Regions from separate parts of the Homo sapiens genome. Here region 2 is linked to region 1. A link is an interaction called in ENCODE POLR2A ChIA-PET data of the cell type or tissue named here. Cell type or tissue: IMR-90. All regions are shown on one strand. Each heading gives the region's core, and the rest is flanking DNA. Links, peaks and the distances in the headings are about the cores only.

Region 1 (10,902 bases), core at 3,577-6,076:
ACACATGCATACTTGCACACACTAGTGACAACAACAACATTAAAAGGCTTTTGGGCAGGTCTTCACAATGAATAATTCATATTATTTACTCTTCATATGCACCAATACTCTTCAGTCAAAAAAATAAAATACATATAAAATACCTACAAAGTATATATACTCTATCATACTCCTTCATGGATTGTTTTGAAATTAAATGATTGAGCAAAAGTGCTTAATATCTTATAGCTTATTTTATAGGTATTAATTGTTATTTTGGAAATTATATTACCATTACTATATTGCTATCTGAAGTAACTAGTTTGTCACAAACATACATATACACATATATTATATGATTTTTATATTGTTATCATGTATCTCTCTCTATCATCTATCTATCTATCTATCTATCTATCTATCTATCTATCTATCTATATCTCCAGTAATTTGAACACTATTTGGGGTATTACATTTTTATTCATTTAGTGAGGGAATGTTAGTTAAAACTTTATTTTGGAAATGTGAAGATGAACTGTTTTGGAGGCTAGTTTTAAAAATTAAAAAGTGTGTTTTTTTAAACAACAGCAACAAAAGACCAGATCTTTATGTTGTCTTAGTTACTACCATAGTTTTAAAACTTCCATGTTTTCCAAGTCTGTGATTTTCTCTCTTTGAAATTCACTTTAGATGTCTGAGTGCCTTTTTTTTTTTTGACAGAGTCTCGCTCTATTGCCCAGGTTGGAGTGCAGTGGCGCGATCTCGGCTCCCTGCAGCCTCCGCCTACCGGCTTCAAGTGATTCTCCTGCCTCAGCCTCCTGACTTTTTCTTTTTCTTTTCTTTTTTTCTTTCTTTTTTTTTTTTTTTTACAGTGGATCCTGCATTAGAAAACCACCAACTTATTGTAACTTTTAGTTAATTATAAAAAGATAACTTTGTCATTGTTCAATCTTATAAAACAATGAAACCAAGTATAAACTATTTTAAGTAAATTGCTTTTATGGGATTTCTCTTTTCAGAATTGACTGTGGCTCCATGGTTTGTTGTAATTAATTAAACCGTGTTCATTTGGAGTTTTGATCAAATTAGCTAAATATATTTATTTTATTCTATATTTGACCAAAAGTTTGTTAGTATTAGCGTCATCTAGATTTTAGAGACAGTAATAAAAACTGGTCAAAATACTAAGTGGGAAAGTGTACTGCTGTAGCTTATCAATGTTAGAGCTTGAAAATACCTAAAAAACTGAACGCAAACAAGTAAACAAACAGAAAGAAAAAGCAAGAGCGCTAAATCCAGACGTATGCATACAAGCAGTATAAATTACCAGAAAAAACACTAGGTCAAGGTAAGGGGGGCATGAATTCCTAGTCCAGCTTTGGAATTCCCATGTGGATTTAGGTGAACTGCCCCTAAGCCTCAGTGCCCTTTATTCACAAATAGATTTAATTGGGCCAAAACAGTTCTGTAGGAAGTACCAATAGAAGGGAGTGTATGTCCTGTGCACATTTAATTTTGAACTATAGAAGCTCTATTTTTGTATGTTTTATATATTCCTGTCTTATGTACAGTTCAGTTTGGAGTGAAGTAAGTGTTCTCTGTTTAAAAACTATTAATGTATACATATTCCTCTCTAAGTAATCACTGAGACAGGCTGGCCTCCTCTAATACATGATTTAGGATACTCATTGTGTAGAGAAATCCTCGTATCTGGAATAATGTGGAGAATAAGAGTATGAATAGTGAAAATGATTCATTTAGTCAAATATTTATTGGTATCTACTATATGATAGAAAACTGAGGTCATAAAACAGCAAATCTTAAAAGGAAGTTCTGGATTGGAGTTAGGAAACCTAGAATTCAGTTGGGTCTAACCACACTAGCCCTGTCACCTTAACAAGTCAAATTTCTAGAGCTAGCTTATAATCTGATTTTCTGAACATATACCTTGTCAAATGTTGCTTTGGTTTCTAAATGTCCACCTACCCATTCCCTCTTATGGCAGCCCAAATATACTAAAACTTCCTTCCTTTTTTTTTTTTTTTTCTGAGCTAGAGTCTCGCTCTTTTGCCCAGGCTAGAATGCAGTGGCGTGATTATGACTCACTGTCACCTTTGATCCTGGGCTCAAGCGATCCTCCCACCTTGGCCTCCCAAAGTGTTGGATTTTCAGGTGTGTGCCACCAAGCCCGGCCTCAGACTTACTTCTGATAATGTAACTCTGACTATACTAATTCGATTTAATTACTCTATGATTTTAGGTTTTAGTTTTCTAAAAACTCCTTTCCAGCAAATTTTTTACTCCTCACTTGTGTTCGTTTTGTCTATCATTAAGGTATTATTGCTTTACTCCTAACATGGGAAGCTCTCAGCTCCTTTAAAACACAACTTTGGGAGGGAAATGCTTGCATCCACTTGCATCTACTTTTCCATGAATTACTTGAACAAGTATTTGTCCACGGCAGGAGGGATTGAGCATGGTGGGATGGATTTGCAGAGTGTCTATTAATAACAATGATGAAGGGACGAAAAGCGAAAAAGAGACTGACAAGTAATGATCACAAAAAGAGAAAAGAGAATTTTCCAAGTAGAAATACAACACATGTTTCCTGACCTTCACAGAGGAATTTAAGTTTATGTCATTATAAAGCTCTGAAGATATTTCAATGATTATGATGGACAAAATGGAGCTCTTAAATAATCATACAGGTATGTAGCAGTTCATACTTAACATTAATATAGTATTATAGAGTATTATAAAAGTTCAAAGCCTGAGGTCATCTTTGCTAGATGATTTCTATGTCAATGAAAACTCAAATGTATAAGCCAAAAAGATTGCATGCACTGAGCTATCATCCTTCTCACATTCTTATATTTATGAAAACTTGTGCTAAAATTTCATTATCACCAACGTTTCTATCCTAATAAAAGAAAAATAACTCACAATAGAAAGATACCCATGCCAGTCAGTGGGCAGGAATACACTACGCAATTTCACGTCTCTAAGACCACAGATCAAAATAAATTACCCCACTTAAGGCAGACAACAGCAGGAGGACCTGACCTGGCCTGTGGTCCTATCCACTCCCTTTTCTGTAGGTTTTTGTTCATTCTAAATATAAGTGATCAGTTCTTACAAGTTTATATTCAAATAAGGGTTCAGAAGTAAATAAATGCATCTCTTCATTCAGTCAAGTAAAGTAATCCAATTTTCCTAGTGTATGCACATATGTTAGTGGTTTGCTAATATATATATATATTTTTTCTTTTTTAGAAATACATGTGCTGTGGCTTCAAGGGTGGAAAATTTTACACACTTATATAAGTAAGGAGGTTTACTTGTAACCCTTTTGCATATGTTTTGGAGAAAACCTCTTTAAGAAAATAAATATTGCTTTAGCACCTAGAAATACATATAAAATACTGTGTTTAAATATCTCTCTTCCAGACCCTCCAAACAGTAGTATCAGGCCAATGGTTCTTTTGGTGCCTCGTCTTGGCACTGCGTTTATTCTAAAACATATTCTAGAAAACACCAAGTAGGTATGCCAGTTATGACCTTCCAAATACATTCCACTTCTCAGCATGCTAGAATATATTTAAAACAGATTATATTTTCCTTCTGTGTTTCAGTTTTCACAGTTAATAAGACAGGCATTTCCATGGCTGACTTGCTGTTTTCATGGATAGCAAATATTCTGATTAGTATTCCAGATGCCAAGTTTACCAAATTTTATTCAGAATAGGAAATGCCATAGAAATTAAAGGTTTTGCCTCTTACTGTTTATAGCTAAAACATCAAAATAATAATATATAGCTAATATTCATGATTGTTCTGGTAGCTGCTGTTTCTAATGAAATATCCCTTGAACCAGTGTGCCTTGAAAAATATTCATGTGATGTAGAAGCTGCTGAGTTTAAAAAATATCTCCTAGCACTAATCTTATATTTAAAACTGTAACATAAAATCTTGCTTTGGATCAGAGAGATGACAAGGAGATTTGGAACAATGACTCTCCTGTCATTTCAGTCCTTATGACCTAAACTTCTTTGCTATTCTATCATATACAACAAACCTTTTAATACCCTCTCCAAGTGGGAAATAGTTGAAGGTAACGTTGTGTAGGTTGCTGGTAAGATTTTCCAACTATTCTTGGGAAACTAACATAATGAGTTGTGTTTCAGTACAAGATCTACCATAACTTCCTAACCTCTTTTTTTCACAGGGAAAATGGACCCAGTGTTTCAAAAAAAAAAAAAAAAAAAAGGAAGCTCAGGCATTTTTTCCCTCATTTTGACTCATCATATGTTTTATGATGTTATGATATTAAACATGGTGTTGTAATAAATAAGATCAATAAAAGTCAATAAGTGATTGGATGGGAAATGGAGGAAAATGTAGATGTTATATGGCAGTGATGATGGAAATAGGTATTTCCAAGAGGGATGATAGTGCAACTTGTGGGTCACATGAATTTGTCATACTTTCCAAAGATCAGTCAAAAACTATAAAAGGGATCCTTTTGAATTTTAAATATTGTATTCTTCATAAAATGTCGGCTAATTTCACTGTTACATGGGCTGACAGGTTTATTTATTAAGCCTAGAAGTTTTCTTCTTAATTAGTTTAATAATAACATTTTGGGTTGAATGCACTATAAACTTTATTTTGAGAGCACCTGCAACTGGAAGAATAACCTGAAATTACATTGATAATGGGTGTGTAAATTGAGCTGTTTTCCAGATCTGATGAATTTTTCTCTATTGAGAATTTTCCAGAAAGAAATATATTTCACTCAGTCTGGCATACAATAGCTAGCACCATTTTCCTGTCTCATACTCAAGGTCAGTTTGATAGAGGATGTGAGAATGCATAGCTGATTGGCCAGCTATACTGCCACCCAGTTAATGTTTAACGATGGGTGCTGGCTTTAGCAATCTTCATGGGTATTGTTCTGTCTGGATCCTTATCTCAGGCTGGTTTATAGTTAGAAGAGTCTCTAAAACTTTTTGAGAATTATTTATTCATGATCTCTGGTGGCTATAATTTCAGTTTAAATCCAGAGCAAAGAATCAGCATGATGCTATCTTCTTTCTCTAGAAGTTCAATAAATTGAAGAGAAAGTAAATTGCCATTAGCAAGGAAATTCACATTTAAAAAAAAATGCATGTCTGTTAGGATGCAGTGGCCCAATATGCCTTCAAAAAGTAAGAACTCTCTTCTTAAAGGCAGAATCAGGTTCATGACCTAAGAATCTGCCTTCTTATACTACATCAAAGAGAAGAAAGAAAAGAAGGAAGGAAAAAGGAAAGAATTTTATCAGGCCAAGAATTCCCTTCTTCTTTCCTTCGTTCTCTTTAATGTAGTATAAGAAGGCAGATTCTTAGGAAAGACAAAAAGAAAAACTGAAAGAAGGAAGGAAAGAATGAAGAAAAAAGGAAGAAATAAAGGCAGAGAGTAATTAAGAATAAGCTACTTTTTGAAAGTTATCCAAGTAAGTTAATTATAAAAGCAAAATAAATGTCCAGATCTAGTCACATTTACACAAATTAGCATTAAGTTCTTTTTCAGTCATTTGTTAGTTGTCATTCATTCATTCTTCCAAGCTTGTGCTAAGAGCCGGAAGAATGATAGAAAAGACTCTTACCATATAAGGCAATGGTTTAAAACCATGGGCAAAACCCTACCTTTGAATACTTGACTGTCAGCAAAGTGACCTCCACAAAGTGCCATCCAATTTCCATTCCCCTTCCAGCTTCTTTGATGTTTCCAGGAACTGATAAAGTATGCCTTCTGCATTTAATATTTATAAATTGGTTAAATGTCTCAGGCTTTGGTCTAAGCCATATAACATAGGGCAAAGAATGAAAGAGGTTAGTCAGATCAGAGAGAAAAGCAAAGAGAGAAAGGGTCTCAACAGAGCTGTAGTTATTTTCTGTAACCAACTGGCCCTCGAAAACAACTGACATCCTTAGTCAGATGCTAAGCATGTGATGTGGAATGGCCATGGCTGGCACCCTTCACAGAGGATCGTGCGTCTCCACTGTGCAGGTGTTTCTGCTCCTGGAGGCCTGCCAGCCAGCAACCTGATTCTCTGAAGGGATCATACACAGTTGCCTCCTAGTTAAAACGGGACACTTATGCAAACACAGGATCCACTGTTGTTAAATTGAGTTGCTCTTGTTACCTTTCATTCTCTGGTTGTAAATGAGAGAAGCAGATGCTGGCAATGCAGGCTTTACAATGCTTGTTTTTCTACTCATTTAAATCGGCACCCACAGCTTCTACATAGAGACTACATAGCTCTGAAACGATGCATGAAATGGAAAAAAATGGGAACAATTTTTGCCCTGAATGCCCAGGTCACAGAAATTACAGACGCAGATTCACACAACAAATGGTGCTAAGTCTCCATTTAGTTTCAGCAAAGATTTAAGCTGACTGTAGTTGGTTGTGCCAATAAGCAGATAATTGAGTCAAAGGAGAATAGGGACTTAGGTGTGTCCCCTTCTTTGACACCATCTCATATGAATCTTTTGAAGTCCTCTCCTTTTTTCCTACACCACCTACCAGTTTGTACTCCTCTATCACATTTCTTCCTGATTTTTGCTTTCCTTTTTGCTATGTGCCCTCTCCAAATATTCAAAACTTTATTTTCGTGCACTCTTTTCTTCCCTTCTATTTTATTTTTCCTTGAAAGTCCCTTACACATAGCACCTTCTCAGAAAGCATATTAAAGGGAGGCAGAATAAGAATGGGGTCATAGGGTTTAAGTATTTATTAAAAATAGAGACATATTCAAGAAGCAAAGCCACCAAATGACCCCTCTCTATAGGTGCCAGTCCATGTATTCTAAAGAAACAAAAGCTATGCTATGTCACTAAAGTTATGACTATCAACCGATTGTCTGCTGGAAGTACTTAGGATAGGTCACTTTGCTAAGCAATGTACGCTTGTCTGTGAATACCCATAAAACTGGATGGGGTTACTTCCCAGCTTTCTAGCTCTCACTCCAGACCTGTCTCTCTCAGTCTAAGAAGGAGATCAAATACAAGAGTAGAAGTTGTATTGGGAGTATAACAATGAAATTTATTTTAAATAAAGCAAGATCTAAATTCATACTGCATTTTAAAGGTTCTGCTTCTCAGAAATCTTGCTATTCAGATGTATAAATGAGGCTGAGCAGGCTTCCCTTTCTTTGTGGATTGTTACTTGATCTTTGAGAATTTATGGGGTTTCCAGGAAAAGTGTAAGATTTGACATCAGGATACTGGCCTTACTGTTCCAGCTGAGGCATCTACCAGTTGCATGAACTATCTACATTACTTTGCTTCTCTAAGCCTGTTTTATTTCTATTTTTCTTTTTCATAGTGACAAAATTGGAATAAATTCCTTTTGAGAATTGAGTGAGTCAAATGAGATGAAATGTGTTCAAGACCTTTTACAATTAAGCAACTGTGAATAGAGAAGACTATCATCTATTCTATGACAGTAGCCATTACTACAATTTCAGATGTCTAACCTGTAAGAGATTCTTTTAACTTCTTTAGAAATCACCATATTGGCATATACCCATATATTTTCAAAGTGAGAACCTGAGATCAGTATAAAGAGTCTGTTTCGCCTGGTGACTAGAAGCATGAACTTTGTAGCCAGACTGTTTAAATCCCAACTTGGCTAATTTGGTGTTTTTTCCCCCATTGGTGAAATGTGGATAATAATACTGCCTACAACATAGGAATGATATGAGGATTCTGTGATGCATAATGATCCATAACATTTACTGAATTAAGAGAAATAATGTAAGATAAACTGTGACCTGCTCCAGGATTTTATTTGCACAACTACTGTCATTGATAGTCTAATCAAGTGTCGAAGGCTGCAAATACCATTTGATTTTAGAACTTTTACACAGAAATCAGCACCACAAGTTTCTTATGCTGCTGATAATATTTGAATCCTTTCTATTTTTACCTTCTCTTCCCTAACAAACCACTTCCCATGATTCATTTTTATTGCAATCAAACAAGTGCTGCTCTAATGGCATGTAGAATTTAATCAATTAATGGAGTTCAATAGGCCATTTCCAGTTGCAATATTTTGAGAGGTTAATTTTGCAAACACCTGAATACTTTGGAAGATTATAGAACAGCCTGAAATTACTGAGTAGATGCCTAATCTCAGTGGACTGAAAAGAAAGGGATCAATATATAAGTGAAACCTTTTCTCTACCAAACGTCCTTGGACAAGTTGCTAATTCCCCACTGAAGCAGGATCTTCATCTTAAATATACATTGCCAGGTTGTTTTAAAAAATAATTGTTCTGAAAAATTGTTCGTGCCCTGGCTATATTTATCATGTATGCTAGCTTCCTTCTTTACCGTACCTGCATTGTTGATTCCTGGAAATAAACAACTATTCATGACAAAAAAAATTATCATTCAAACATAACATAAAATACTATCAAAGTGACCATAAAAACAACAATAGCAACAACCAAAGAGCAAAAGAAAGAGAAAAAAAGGAGGTGTGTGAGTGCGTGTGTGTCTGTGTGTGTGGGTATGTATGTAGATAGATAAGAAAGATAATTGTTAATTGATTCTTAGACATTTCATTTAGGTTTTTGGATTGCTGATTAATTTGACCAATACATTTATTTACTACCTATATTATAAAGAATGGTTTATAGCAATAGTCATAGAACATTGTTAGCAAAATTAACCTTTTTATAACTGATATGTTAAAAGTAAGAGTTAACTAATTCATAATAAGAATTAACTGGTTGGCTATGCTTTAACATTTTCCACGTAAGACACAAATTCAATTGAACACATTTCTTTGCCCTTGAATTCTCAGACTTTCGTCTACATTAGAATCACCTGGAAGGCTTGACAAACACAGATTTGTAGGTCCGTCCCCAGAGTTTCTCATTGAGTAGGTATGGGGTACAGGTCAAGGATTCGTATTTGCAAAAAGTTTCACAGTTATGGCCGGGCGCAGTGGCTGACGCCTGTATTCCCAGCACTTTGGGAGGCCGAGGCGGGTGGATCATGAGGTCAGGAGATCGAGACCATCCTGGCTAACACGGTGAAACCCCGTCTCCACTAAAAATACAGAAAAAAAAATTAGCCGGACGTGGTGGCGGGCGCCTATAGTCCCAGCTGCTGGGGAGGATGAGAGAGGAAAATGGCGTGAACCCGGGAGGCGGGGCTTGCAGTGAGCCGAGATCGCTCCACGGCAGTCCGGACCGGCCTGGGCGAAAGAGCGAGACTCCGTCTCAAAAAAAAAAAAAAAAAAAAGTTTCACAGTTATGCTGATGCTGCTGGTTTGGGAACCACACTTCAAGAACTGCTGTCCAATAGTTTCTTTTCAAGCAATTCATTGTAAGGTAATTGATTTTTATTGTGCTAGGCTGTTAACTTATTTGGCTTCCTGTGAATCACATCCTCTGGGTACCAATGCCCTTTGCACGAATATGGGATGGGCTGGTGGCTTGTTTTAAACAATAGAATGAGGCAGAAATGATGCTGTCCTAGTTGTGGACCTGAGCTTTGAGATGGTCTGGTAGCTTTTACTTTTGTGCTAGTAGAAAGCAGCCAGCACATGAAAAAAATCTAACTACTTTGAGACCCTTATGTTTGAGAAAGTTCAAGATAAGTGCATGGAGAGGCCACATAGCAGAGAATTGAAGAACCAAGCCAGCAGGGAGAACAGGTCCCAGGCAGACAGCCCCTGCCTGATGGCTCCCATCATCCAGACAGCATAAATTTATCTTACGGGTGAGGCCACTGTAAACCAGCTAGCCATCAGTCAGCACTAAGTAAAGCAGAAAAACTGCCAGCTCAACCCATGATCATGAGAAATAATAAACTGTTTTTGTTTAAGCCATTCAGTTTTTGAGGTGACTTTTTAAGGCAGTGTTAGAAAGTTAAAACAAAATTTGTATCTGCAAGTACAATGTGTCTGTAAATGAATCATGTGAAATTAGTGGGTTTGGGGACTAGGTGGCAGTCCCTGAAGGGCTGAAGGGCCCTGAAGCCTGAAGGGCTTCAAAGAAACTTTTACTATACACTGGAACAATATTTGGGAAATTGTTCTTGGTGGCTAGAGGGAATGGGGCTGGTGGAAAAATGAGTGAGGCTTCCATCTGCAGTAAGGCTGATGATAGAAATGATACTTAATGACCTTGTGGCTCGGGTATTGTGATTTCCGGGCAGAACGTTGAAGCTATCTATTTTGACTTTACCTATTTATGACAAAGACAGGAAGAACAAAATAAATTACAAAGGAAATTTTAGTTTTTGAACAAAATTAATAATCAATGTGAAAAAGCCAGGATTTGCTTCATTCAAATATAAATCTGGTTCTTGGCCAGGGGTGGTGGTTCACACGTTGAATCCCAGCACTTTGAGAGGCCAAGGTAGGAGGATTACTTGAGGCCAGGAGTTTGAGACCAGCCTGGGCAACACAGAGAGACTCCCCTCACTACAGAAAATAAAAAATAAATTAGTGGGGTATGGTGGCATGCCTGTAGTCCCAGCTACTCTGAAGGCCAAGGTAGGAGGATCCCTTGAGCAAAGAGTGAGGCTGCAGTGAACTATGGCCGTACCCTTGCACTTTAACCCAAGTGACAAAATGAGACCCTGTCTCAAAAATATAAATAAATGAAAATTAACCTGTTTCTCATTCTCAGCTATTCCAATTGTCGATAATTCTCACAGTAACAAATGGCCTGAGGACAAAGATGAAATCTGGTTGTGGCATTTGGGGTAAGGTCAGGTTTCAAAACCCTTTGCTAATTTCTTTGAAACACTTTAGGCAATACTTCCTAGATTTTCTCTACTAGACTACAGGGTTCCTAAGATCATAAAGGCATGACTCGTGGAACTCCTCAGCAAGAAAAAAAAGGACTTCTAAGAATCA
Region 2 (10,902 bases), core at 304-2,803, 1.1 Mb before region 1:
CAATAAGGATGACCTGGAGAAGCTGGCTGCATGTGGGCTCAGAGGAAAGCCCCCTCTCCAAATAGCACTTACTTTGGCTGCTGGAGATTTGTGCTTTTTCTAAGAATCAGGAAGGATTGTTGAGACTGCAAGGTGAAAAAGTACTTGGATTTCTTAAGGCCCATTACTCTTGGGTTTGGAACATACAACTTGCTAAGTGGCACTATTTCCTGTTTATTTTGAGAGTTAACAATTGCTATTAACTAACAAAAGCCATCTTCCAAATGTTAATTAAAAATGTGTCTTTTACTTGTCTTGAGTTTTTCAGCACTGGAGAGGAGGGGTTAACAAGCAGAAGTGTTTGGAAATTATCCCTTAGTCATTTGGATTGCTTGTAGATAAGGGAGTAGTATCCTGGAAGGTACATCTGGAAAAAGAGACCTTTTGAAGACTAGTCTAACAGGAGGGGGTTTTGTGGTTGTCCAACGAAAAGCAATAATGCACCCCCAAAAACCAGTATAACTTGTGTTTCAATATAATTTATCTCTTAAAGATAGCTACTAGTTTTCAACATTTTTTTCATGTGTGGTGCTCATATATTTAGTTTTAATTGCATTTGCGTTCTGCAATTGGAATTCCATTTTTTAAAATGACCTTAGAACAACATGGCATCTAAGTTTCTTCAAAGATCTTTGTAAAAGGAAGAACTCTTCTTTAGAAAAGTGCTTTTAATTTTTGTTCATTGCAGTGATAATATAATGGTTTAGCTTTTTTCAGATCCAAGGTATCAATACCATGACATAAATGAAGCCTTAAATGATGCCTTTTTTAAATGATGCATCTCTTTTAAAGCATATTTTTATTTCGGAGGGTTCTCCTGTTAGAACTGTTTCTTTTCCCTTGACTCTCTATGTAAAAGCAGATGTTTTAAATATTTCCTTTAAGAATTTTGATAACATTGGTTTAAAAATAAAAGCTGAAATGTGTGTGTCCTTCCTGTCAGGTGGTAAAGTAAGAAGCATTTTTGTACAATGTCTTTTTCTCTGAGTCTGTTTTCATTCGTAAGGGATACTTACTTGTTAGGTGGTACAAGGCATCCTAAACCTGCGAAACCAAACAGTTTAGTGTGATTTTTTTCTTACAGATAATTTGGATCAATAGAAAAGAGTAAGTTTCAGATTTTCTTTTAAGAATATCCAGCAATTGCTTCTGGCCCTGTGTTCCATCACAAATGTGAATCAGTGATACTTGCTTAAGCAAGTTTTGTCAATTCCTAGTTGAATTCCTTTAAGTGCCAAGAAAAAAAATAAAAAGCATGTAAGCTGAGAGGGTGGGCCCAGCTCCTGGGAAGGCTTTTAGGGTTTGTGTTTACCCTGCTTTTGAGGGTACTAGGGGAGCTAAGGGATTCTGAGGAAAGCAAGAAAGCAAAGGGTTAAATGGACATCAACATTTACCAAGGGTTTCCTGTGTTTGTAGGGTACACACAAATTAGAAGACATGGTCTGGGGAATACTATGGGTCAGAATGCTTAATCATGAATTTAAAACAAATTCAGGGATCCCAAGGAAGTATTTGAAAAGAGAGAAATGTTTAAAAAAAAATTTTTTTTTTTTAAGAATACAAACCCATCTGGCCGGGCGCGGTGGCTCACGCCTGTAATCCCAGCACTTTGGGAGGCCAAGGCGGGCGGATCACTTGAGGTCAGGAGTTTGAAACCAGCCTGGCCAATATAGCGAAACCTCCTCTCTACTAAAACTACAAAAATTAGTTGAGCGTAGTGGTGCACGCCTGTAATCCCAGCTACTCGGGAGGCTTAGGTAGGAGAATCTCTTGAAGCCGGGAGGCTGAGGTTGCAGTGAGCCAAAATCGCATCAGTGCACTCTAGCCTGGGTGACAGAGTGAGATTCTGTCTCAAAAACAAACAAAAAAATACAAACCCATCTACCCATTTGGATTTCTCAGAGTGTAAGGTTGGTATGCTTTATTTCTCTTTCTGGTGGTTTTTGTTTTGTGCCTCCTCCTGGCACCCCTCCTATTAAGGCCTACAAAATACCTCTCTAACCCATATTCACTAGGGTTTACTCCTACCCCTCTGATTCTTCCTGAAAAATGATATCTCCATACGCATTTCTCAATTTTCACTATCATTTGAAAGCTAAAGTGGAGGGGTGGGAAGAAAGCATCTCCAGACATCCGCATGGTGTTTCAGGCTCTGCCAAGTGTCTACCACCATTCCCCTGTGCCCAGGATAAAGTGCAGAATTCACATGCTGCTCTTCAAGGCCCTGCACAAAAGGGTTTTAAGCCCAACTTTCCAGTTCTTCCAAATTGCAGTATAACCAAACTGCTCTTTCCTGATAGACTGGAATTCTTGAAGGACAGAAACTAGGCATTGAATACTTCTTGCATTCCCCAGTTTGCTTTCCCTGCTTCTTTTCACATAATAAATGCTAAATTCTTATTTCTTGACTTTACATGGTTTCCATGGGTTCCTAAGAGCTTCCAACAGGCATTTGCATTTTATGCTGCTTGTGGTAAGCGCCAGCGCCGGATTGCATGAAAACCTGGATTAGAATGCTGCCTCTGAGACCAACAAGCTGGAGGACCTTGGACAGATTTCTCAGCCTTTTTAAGTTTCCGTGTTTTAAATCGTCATATAGAAAGAGAGCTATCTAATGTAGACAGCTGTGTTGGGAATAGAGTGCAGCGGCACGTGTGTGACATGTCGTAATGCCTGGCCTACCCCATGGGCTCGGTGAATGCTAGAACCTGACCTCATGGGTGGTTCTAAAAAGCTAATGTGTGTAAAGCCTAACACAGTGCCAGCAACACAGAAGATGCTTTAAATTCTAAAAATGGGGAGCAAAGCAGCGTGGCCGGGGTCCGAGCTGGGGTTCTGTCCCCACTGGGCTGTCGCCCCAGCTGGACTACCACCATGGAACTCAGGGCCGAATACCTCAGGGAGAAGCTGCAGCGGGACCTGGCGGCGGAGCATGTGGCGGTGGAGGACAACACGACCCTCAACCATTGCGCCTGTAGCTTCTGGCGGTGTCGGCCAAGTTCGAGGGGAAGCCGCTGCTTCAGAGACACCGCCTGGTGAACGCGTGCCTAGCAGAAGCGCTCCTGCGTATCCATGCCTTTGAACAGAAAACCCTAATCCCAGAGCAGTGGGCCCGTGAGCGGCAGAAATGAGGGACTGGGACCTGCACAGCCATTAAATTACAAATCTGGAAAAAAAAATTTCTAAAAATAAATCTCCTGAATCAATGTTTCTCAGTCTGCTACACGAATCCCCAGCATCAGAATTACCTGGAGATTCTTGTTAAGGGTAGCGATTATACAGATCGCCAGCCACCGTCAGACTGTGGGGATGGGGCCTTAATGAGCCCCCCATAGATTTCCAGTGCTCACTGAAGTTTGGAAATCAGTACCCTCACTGTATTTTAGCATATTCTCACAATAAGTATGCAGGCGAGGGATTATGACGCCCTCATTGTTTTAACATGGAGAAATTGAGTTGAGAATGGCCCAATGGCTGATCTGAGGTCACAAGATCAGAAGTGCCAGAAAGGGTATTGGAACTCTATCTCCTGAGCCCTAGAATCAGCCTAGAACTTATTTCTCTAAATAGATGTCTTCTCCATTTCTACCCAAGGCTTGGTCCCTTGGCAAAAATTGGCAGTCCCTGCACTTCCCTCAGCCCTCTGACTCCTATCCATTTTCTCAAGGATGCCCTTCCACCATCCTTGTTAAAAGTTTAAGTTTGGGCCGGGCGCCCGTCGCTGGTGCCTGTAATCCCAGCCCCTAGGGAGGCGAGGCAGGGGGATCACCTGAGGTCAGGAGTTTGAGACCAGCCTGACCAACATGGTGAAATCCCGTCTCCATTAAAAATACAAAAAAATTAGCTGAGTGTAGTGGCACATGCCTTTAATCCCAGCTACCCAGGAGGCTAAGGCAGGAGAATCGCTTGAACCTGGGAGACAGAAGTTGCAGTGAGCCAAGACTGTGCTATTGCACTCCAGCCTGGGCAACAAGAGTGAAAATCCATCTCAAAAAAAAAAAAAAAAGTGTAAGTTTAAGTAATTAGCCAAGTTAATGTGTGTGTGTGTGTGTGTGTGTGTGTGTGTATTCCAGTTAAACAAATGTGTGCTAAAAGATGAACCCAGGGACTGATTTTTGGTAGAAGTATCCAAGGCAGAGAACAGAAATAATATAAATATAGTGCCTGGAACTTCTGCTTTGTTGTTTAAAAGGCAGAGCTTCCAGCAAGTGAGAAAATTGGAAATTATTCAGAGCACACTCAGCCTTTATAGAGAGGGCTATCGTCTACCCATTATATCCTAATGAGATTGACCGTTGGCTACAGTTAACTTGAAGGGTTTTATGGTTTCCTGCATGTGTTGTTTTCCTTCTCTATGTTAAAAAGAAGAAAAAAAAAAACTCTCACATCACTAAACGGTATTTCCCAGGGGGATGTCTGACTAGGCTGCTGCATTTTGGTTTGGGCCTTAGTTAACAATGGACCTCTATGTGTGTATGTTTGTGGATACAGGTGATAATAAATTTAGCCCATTTTATTTTCTTTTGACAGTTTCAATTCAGGGCAGTTGGTTTATGGGGTACCGCCAAACAAGCCAGGCCTAAGTCAAGTCATGGCAGGAAGTTTCTTGTAGGGCCTTCCTTTACCCTGCAGATTTTTTGTTGAAGGACAAAGTTCTAAGTCATTTGTGGACCAATATACACAGCTGCTTTGCATCATACGTAAGACATTCTAAGGGTATTCCATTTGAGTGTTTTTTTTAAAGGGCAGGACATTAAGAAACAAATGAAATATCATTTACTTAGCCCACTTACTTCTTTAGATATTTTTCCAAATACATAATTCTTTGGATTAGTTTTTAAACACATAATGAATGTGCTATTTCCTGACATAACATGCAGTTGAAAGGCAAGTGAAAACACTATTATCCTTAGTAGGTAGGCTCTCTCCAGGCAGTGAATGCCCAGCAGTGTAGGGCGATGGTTGGCTAATACATGTGATGCATGTAACTGCTTTTATAAGAGCTAAGCAGAAGGAGCCTGTTGAATGATCAGTTAGCTCCCGTTGTATATGTGGTTAATTGTTACTTTCTTTCCTACCGGCCCCTGCCCTAACTTCCTCAGATCAACACCTAAAGCCTGTGAAAATAGTCTCTTCTGGAACCCCTGACCTTCAGTCTCTGCCCCTGCTTTCTCTCTTCCCATTCCCACACTTTCTATGTGGACCTTTTATCTCTCCTGTTTGCCAATCCCCCTCAGACTTTGAATAATTTATCTGAAGTTCCTGGGAAGTTGTGGGGCTGTCTGTAGTCTCAAAATACACTGCACTTTGTTCCTTCTCTAGGCCGAGGTAGGTCCAAAAGCCTGTCTTTGAAAGAGGTGGTACTAAGTACATTGAGGGATTTACTAACAGTTTTAATTTTTTGGATGAGCACCCAATGAATCCAAAAGCTGGAGGAAAGAAAAAATAAGGGGCAAAAGATGAAGGTGAATACTACTTTGTAATTCTGATATCTCCCAAAGAATGTCAAGTAAATTAAGGGAACACTGATTAAGATTTCCAGTTCCTATTGTTATAACAATGTATTTTATACATGTCTTTTCAAATACATGAGAGTTTTCCTTGAGTAGTTACTAGAAGTGGAAAGTGCTGGATCTTAGTCTTATAGACATAGGCTTTTGACAGTTTCCGTACCCTGGAGCTGGTTAGGCGTAAAGTGGTTTGAGGAGAGAAAAACTAGTGATATGTCTAAATGAACACAGGTTAAAAAGTAAACCAAACTTTGAAACAATCATTTTAACCCCCGGAGAAGGTGAATAGATTATTTTAATATGTAAGCAGATACATCTGCAAATCATACTGAGATGATTTTTCTATCCCAAGTGTCTGATAACATATATGAATAGAAAAGCGAACAATTACAGAAACAGCCTTGACACTGACATGGTGACAAAGTATGGGGATTTTAGTACTTCCGAAATAAACATCAGAACAGAGATCAACTCTCTTCGGTCTTTTTCTTCTTCCATTAGAACTCATCAGGCTGATTCCCATTTCTGCATTACTAGCCTTACTTTTTTTTTTGCTAGGCTCTGTGATGCAAGGAACAGAATCACTCAAGTAACCTGAAATCATGGGGCTTTATTACAAAGAGACACGGGGCTTTATTACAAAGAAACACAAGACTACAAGGGAACTGAAAATGTCATGGTAGTTCTGGGAGAAATAGTGTTCAAGATCCACGGCAGCTCTGGAGAGATTAAGTGGTTACCAATTTAGCATTAAGATTATGCAGATAATTAATATTGCTCAGGTATTCTCTTAGTATTCCTGTGTGTGTTGATTTTCTCCCAATACCAAATCTTGCTTCTGTTCTCCATATTTTGTCCTTCATATTCCCTTTTAAGACAGCTCTGGGCCGGGCACGGTGGCTCAGGCCTGTAATCCCAGCACTTTGGGAGGCCTTGGTGGGCGGATCACTTGAGGTCAGGAGTTCAAGATCAGCCTGGTCAACATGGTGAAACCCCGTCTCTATTAAAAATACAAAAATTGTTGGGAGGCCGAGGCGGGTGGATCACGAGGTAAGGAGATTGACACCATCCTGGCTAACACGGTGAAACCCCGTCTCTACTAAAAATACAAAAAAATTAGCCGGGCGTGGTGGCGGCCGCCTTTAGTCCCAGCTACTCAGGAGGCTGAGGCAGGACAATGGTGGTGAACCCAGGAGGCAGAGCTTGCAGTGAGCTGAGATCGCGCCACTGCACTCCAGGCTGGGCGACAGAGCAAGACTCCGTCTCAAAAAAAAAAAAAAAAATTGGCCGGGCACTGTGGCTCATGCCTATAATCTCAGCACTTTGGGAGGTCAAGGTGGGCATATCACGAGATCAAGAGATCGAGACCATCCTGGCCAACATGGTGAAACCCCATCTCTACTAAAAATACAAAAATTAGCTGGACGTGCTGGCACAAGCCTGTAGTCCCAGCTACTCGGGAGACTGAGGCAGAAGAATCACTTGAACCCGGGAGACGGAGGTTGCAGTGAGCCAAGATGGTGCCACTGCACTCTAGCCTGGCAACAGAGTGAGACTTCGTCTCAAAAAAAAAAAAAAAAAATTTGCTGGGCATGGTGGCATGCACTTGTAATCCCAGCTACTCTGGAGGCTGAGGTAGGAGAATCGCTTGAACCCGGGAGGTGAAGTTGCAGTGAGTCGAGACGGTAACCACTGCACTCCAGCCTGGGTGACAGAGCAAGACTACATCTTAAAAAAAAAAAAGACAGCTCTGCATGGCAGTTATTTCATCAATTACTTACCAAGCAATGAAACGGCTGCTTTGGGGTTGTGTGCCTACTTTTGGACAAATCACTTATTAATGTATTATATTCTTCACTCTCCCATCCCTCTTTGTTTTGCTTTTGTTCCTAGGGTCTCATGGCCCTCATACGTCCTCTTATATTTTTTCTTTGATCTTCATATACTAAGGGAGGGTGAACCCCAGGCTTCATGGAACATCCACCCTTCCTCCTCTACCATCCACAATATCCTCATTTCAAACAGACTGGCTTGGCTTTTATCTATTTAAAATTCTAACCTTTTCCCTATAGCTCGAATTTTGGCACTCAGGCCTAGAGATATAAAGAGTAGAGATTAAATATGCCACATTCTAAAGGGAAGCCAGGTGATGCCCTTACCCCAGTAATCCAGAGCAGAAAGGATCCTACCATAGTCAGTATTCCCCTCCTCAACACGGCTCCTCCAGTCCAAATAAGCACAGGATTGGAAAAAGGGAAGGAAGAGAGCCAAGGAGTCCTGAAACATCCTCGAGGGGAACCCAGTGCTTCCTCACCCCATTCCAAAACCAAGTGACGGGAAAGTTCCAAAGGATTCTCCAGGAGAATAATTCATAAGAGAGTGGGGTGTCTGCAGGAAGGGAAGACTGGCATTTTATTTGTAGTCCGTCATCTGCTTAACCAGCTGAGTTGTTCTACCAGAGAGAGAGGGGGTCGGGAATGTGCAGATGGGCTGGAGAGGATTGTTGACTATCTGCTTTCTACCATTCGACACAGCAAGGATATGCATCTCCATGGGTCAAGTACATGGAAGCAGGAATTGATGAATCAAGAAGGTTGTGGGGAGTACTGTGGTGAGCGGGAATTAGAGTGGTATAGAAGAATTCTGTCTGGAGTTTTCCAAGGCAGAATGGACTTGGAGGAAAGAAGGACCCACCTATGCGCTCTTGGGAAAACCAGCATTTGGATGCCCACTTTTAAAAAGGCCCATCAATGGCCAGTAGGTGTTAGCTGGAGAATCAGCTCACAGCGACAGCCACAGGCCTCTAACGGTGACTGGTTAAGTAGAGGGATACTTGTATTTTTCCCTGTCCTGCATCCTTTCCCCAACACACTAGAGGAGCTAGGCTTTGAAGTAAGAGGGGAGAAAGTATCTTCCTACTCCAAGCAACTCAAGTTGACTCAGAAGTAGAAGAGAGTGACTTAATTATTCATTTCGAGACAGGGCCCCTCTCTGATCCCCAGGCTGGAGTGCAGTGGCACAATCACAGCTCAGTACAGCCTCAACTTCTTGAGCTCAGTCGATCCTCCCACCTCAGCCTCCCAAGTAGCTGGGACTACAGGCATGTGCCAACACATCTAATTTTTGTCTTTTTTGTAGAGAAGGCAGCCATGTTGCCCAGGCTGGTCTCGAACTCCTGAGCTCCAGCAGTCCTCCCACCTGGGCCTCTCAAAATGTTGGGATTACAGGTATGAGCCACTGTGCCAGGCAAGATGAGATTTAAGTCAGGTTTGAGGGTAAATTTTAAAACCGGATTAACATTAAAAAAATAATTAAAGGAGGCTGGGCACGGTGGCTCATGCTTGTAATCCCAGCACTTTGGGAGGCCGAGGTGGGCAAATCACCGGAGGTGGGGAGTTCGAGACCAGCCTGACCAACAGAGAAACCCCGTCTCTACTAAAAATACAAAATTAGCTGGGCATGGTGGCGCATGCCTGTAATCCCAGCTACTCAGGAGGCTGAGGCAAGAGAATTGCTTGAACCCAGGAGGCAGAGGTTACGGTGAGCCGAGATCGAGCCATTGCACTCCAGTCCGGGCAACAAAAGCCAAACTCCGTCTCTAAAATAAAATAATAATTGAAAGCCGGGCGCAGTGGCTCACGCCTGTAATCCCAGCACTTTGGGAGGCGGAGGCGGGCAGATCACAAGGTCAAGAGATTGAGACCATCCTGGCCAACATGGTGAAACCCCGTCTCTACTAAAAACACAAAGATTAGCTGGGCGTGGTGGCACGCGCCTGTAGACCCAGCTACTCCGGAGGCTGAGGCAGGAGAATTGCTTAAACCCAGGAGACAGAGGTTGCAGTGAGCCGAGATTACGCCACTGCACTCCAGACTGGTGACAGAGCAAGACTGTCTCAAAAAAACAAAACAAAACAAAAAAAAAAACTACATAATTTAAAGTGACTAGCAAGTTATACACATACCACAACGTTATCTGGTATTCCTTCGTTTTGTTTTGTGTCGTATCATGATGCCGATCATGTAACACTATATCCTACTGTTGGAACTGAGACAGCAAAATATAAGGAAGTCCCTGGAGAACCCCTGACTGGCCTGCCCAGTGGGAGAACGGGGTGGAGTCGCGGGAAGTTTTCACCCTTTTCAGTGGGGAAGGAAGCTGACCTCTCCTGTTCCCTGGAATTCAATCTATGAGATGGGGGCCTGTTAATAGGAAGCTCTCTCGCTTTGCTGAGTTTTTTCTTCTTTTCACCTAATAAATTCCATTTTTATCACCCTTCAAAGTGTCAGCGAGCCTAATCTTTCTTGATCGTGTGTGACAAAGACCCTGTATTCAGCTGAACCAAGGAGAAAGTCCTACTGTGTCCGGAATTGGTAGGTTCTTGGTCTCACTGACTTCAAGAATGAAGCTGCGGACCCTCATGGTGACTGTTACCGTTCTTAAAGGCGGCATGTCTGGAGTTTGTTCTTTTTGATGTTCGGATGTGTTCGGAATTTCTTCCCTCTGGTGGGGTTCGTGGTCTCACTGGCTCAGGAGTGAAGCTACAGATCTTTGCAGTGAGTGTGTTATAGCTCATAAAGGCAGTGTGGACCCAAAGAGTAAACAGCAGCAAGATTTATTGCAAAGAGCAAAAGAACAAAGCTTCCGCACTGCAAAAGGGGACTCGAGTGGGTTGCCACTGCTCGTTGGGGCAGCCTGCTTTTTTTCTCTTATCTGGCCCCACCCACATCCTGCTGATTGGTCCATTTTACAGAGAGCCCGGTGGTCTGTTTTGACAGGGCGCTGATTGGTGCGTTTACAATCCCCGAGCTAGACACAAAGGTTCTCCACTTCCCCACTAGATTAGCTAGATACAGAATGTCCACACAAAAGTTCTCCAAGTCCCCACCAGAGAAGCTAGATACAGAGTGTCGATTGGTGCATTCACAAACCCTGAGCTAGACACAGGGTGCTGATTGGTGTTTACAAACCTTGAGCTGGATACAGAGTGCCGACTGGTGTATTTACAATCCCTTAGCTAGACAAAAAGGTTCTCCAAGTCCCCACCAGACTCAGAAGCCCAGCTGGCTTCACCCAGAGGATCCCACACCAGGGCTGCAGGTGGAGCTGCCTGCCAGTCCCGTGCCGTGCGCCCGCACCCCTCAGTCCTTGGGCGGTTGATGGGACTGGGCGCCGTGGAGCAGGGGGCGGTGCTCGTCAGAGAGGCTCGGGCAGCACCAGAGCCCAAGGGGAGGGGGGTAGGGAGGCTCAGGCATGGCGAGCTGCAGGTCCCCAGCCCTGCCCCGCGGGAAGGCAGCTAAGGCCCTCTGAGAAATTGAGCACAGCAGCTGCTGGCCCAGGTGCTAAGCCCCTC

The links. ChIA-PET counts read pairs that join two places held together with the same protein. Peaks named below come from ENCODE experiments on the same cell type or tissue, not always from the same donor. Only the 100,000 strongest peaks of a DNase experiment are listed, where the experiment ranks them.
Region 2: POLR2A ChIA-PET joins it to region 1 with 12 read pairs; 2 of 35 experiments call an interaction of 5 or more read pairs at or near these places.

The regions. Positions count from the first base shown.
Region 1 is chr6:22,712,055-22,722,956 of GRCh38, forward strand. LINC03005 (long intergenic non-protein coding RNA 3005) reads right to left here and starts at 5,870. Exons shown (of 3, transcript NR_134614.1): 1 at 5,667-5,870. In IMR-90, for the core only: no CTCF peak of the experiment used is centred there; no DNase peak of the experiment used is centred there.
Region 2 is chr6:21,599,215-21,610,116 of GRCh38, forward strand. It overlaps the pseudogene BOLA2P3. Among named protein-coding and RNA genes, the nearest start is that of SOX4, 11 kb to the left of the region's middle. In IMR-90, for the core only: no CTCF peak of the experiment used is centred there; no DNase peak of the experiment used is centred there.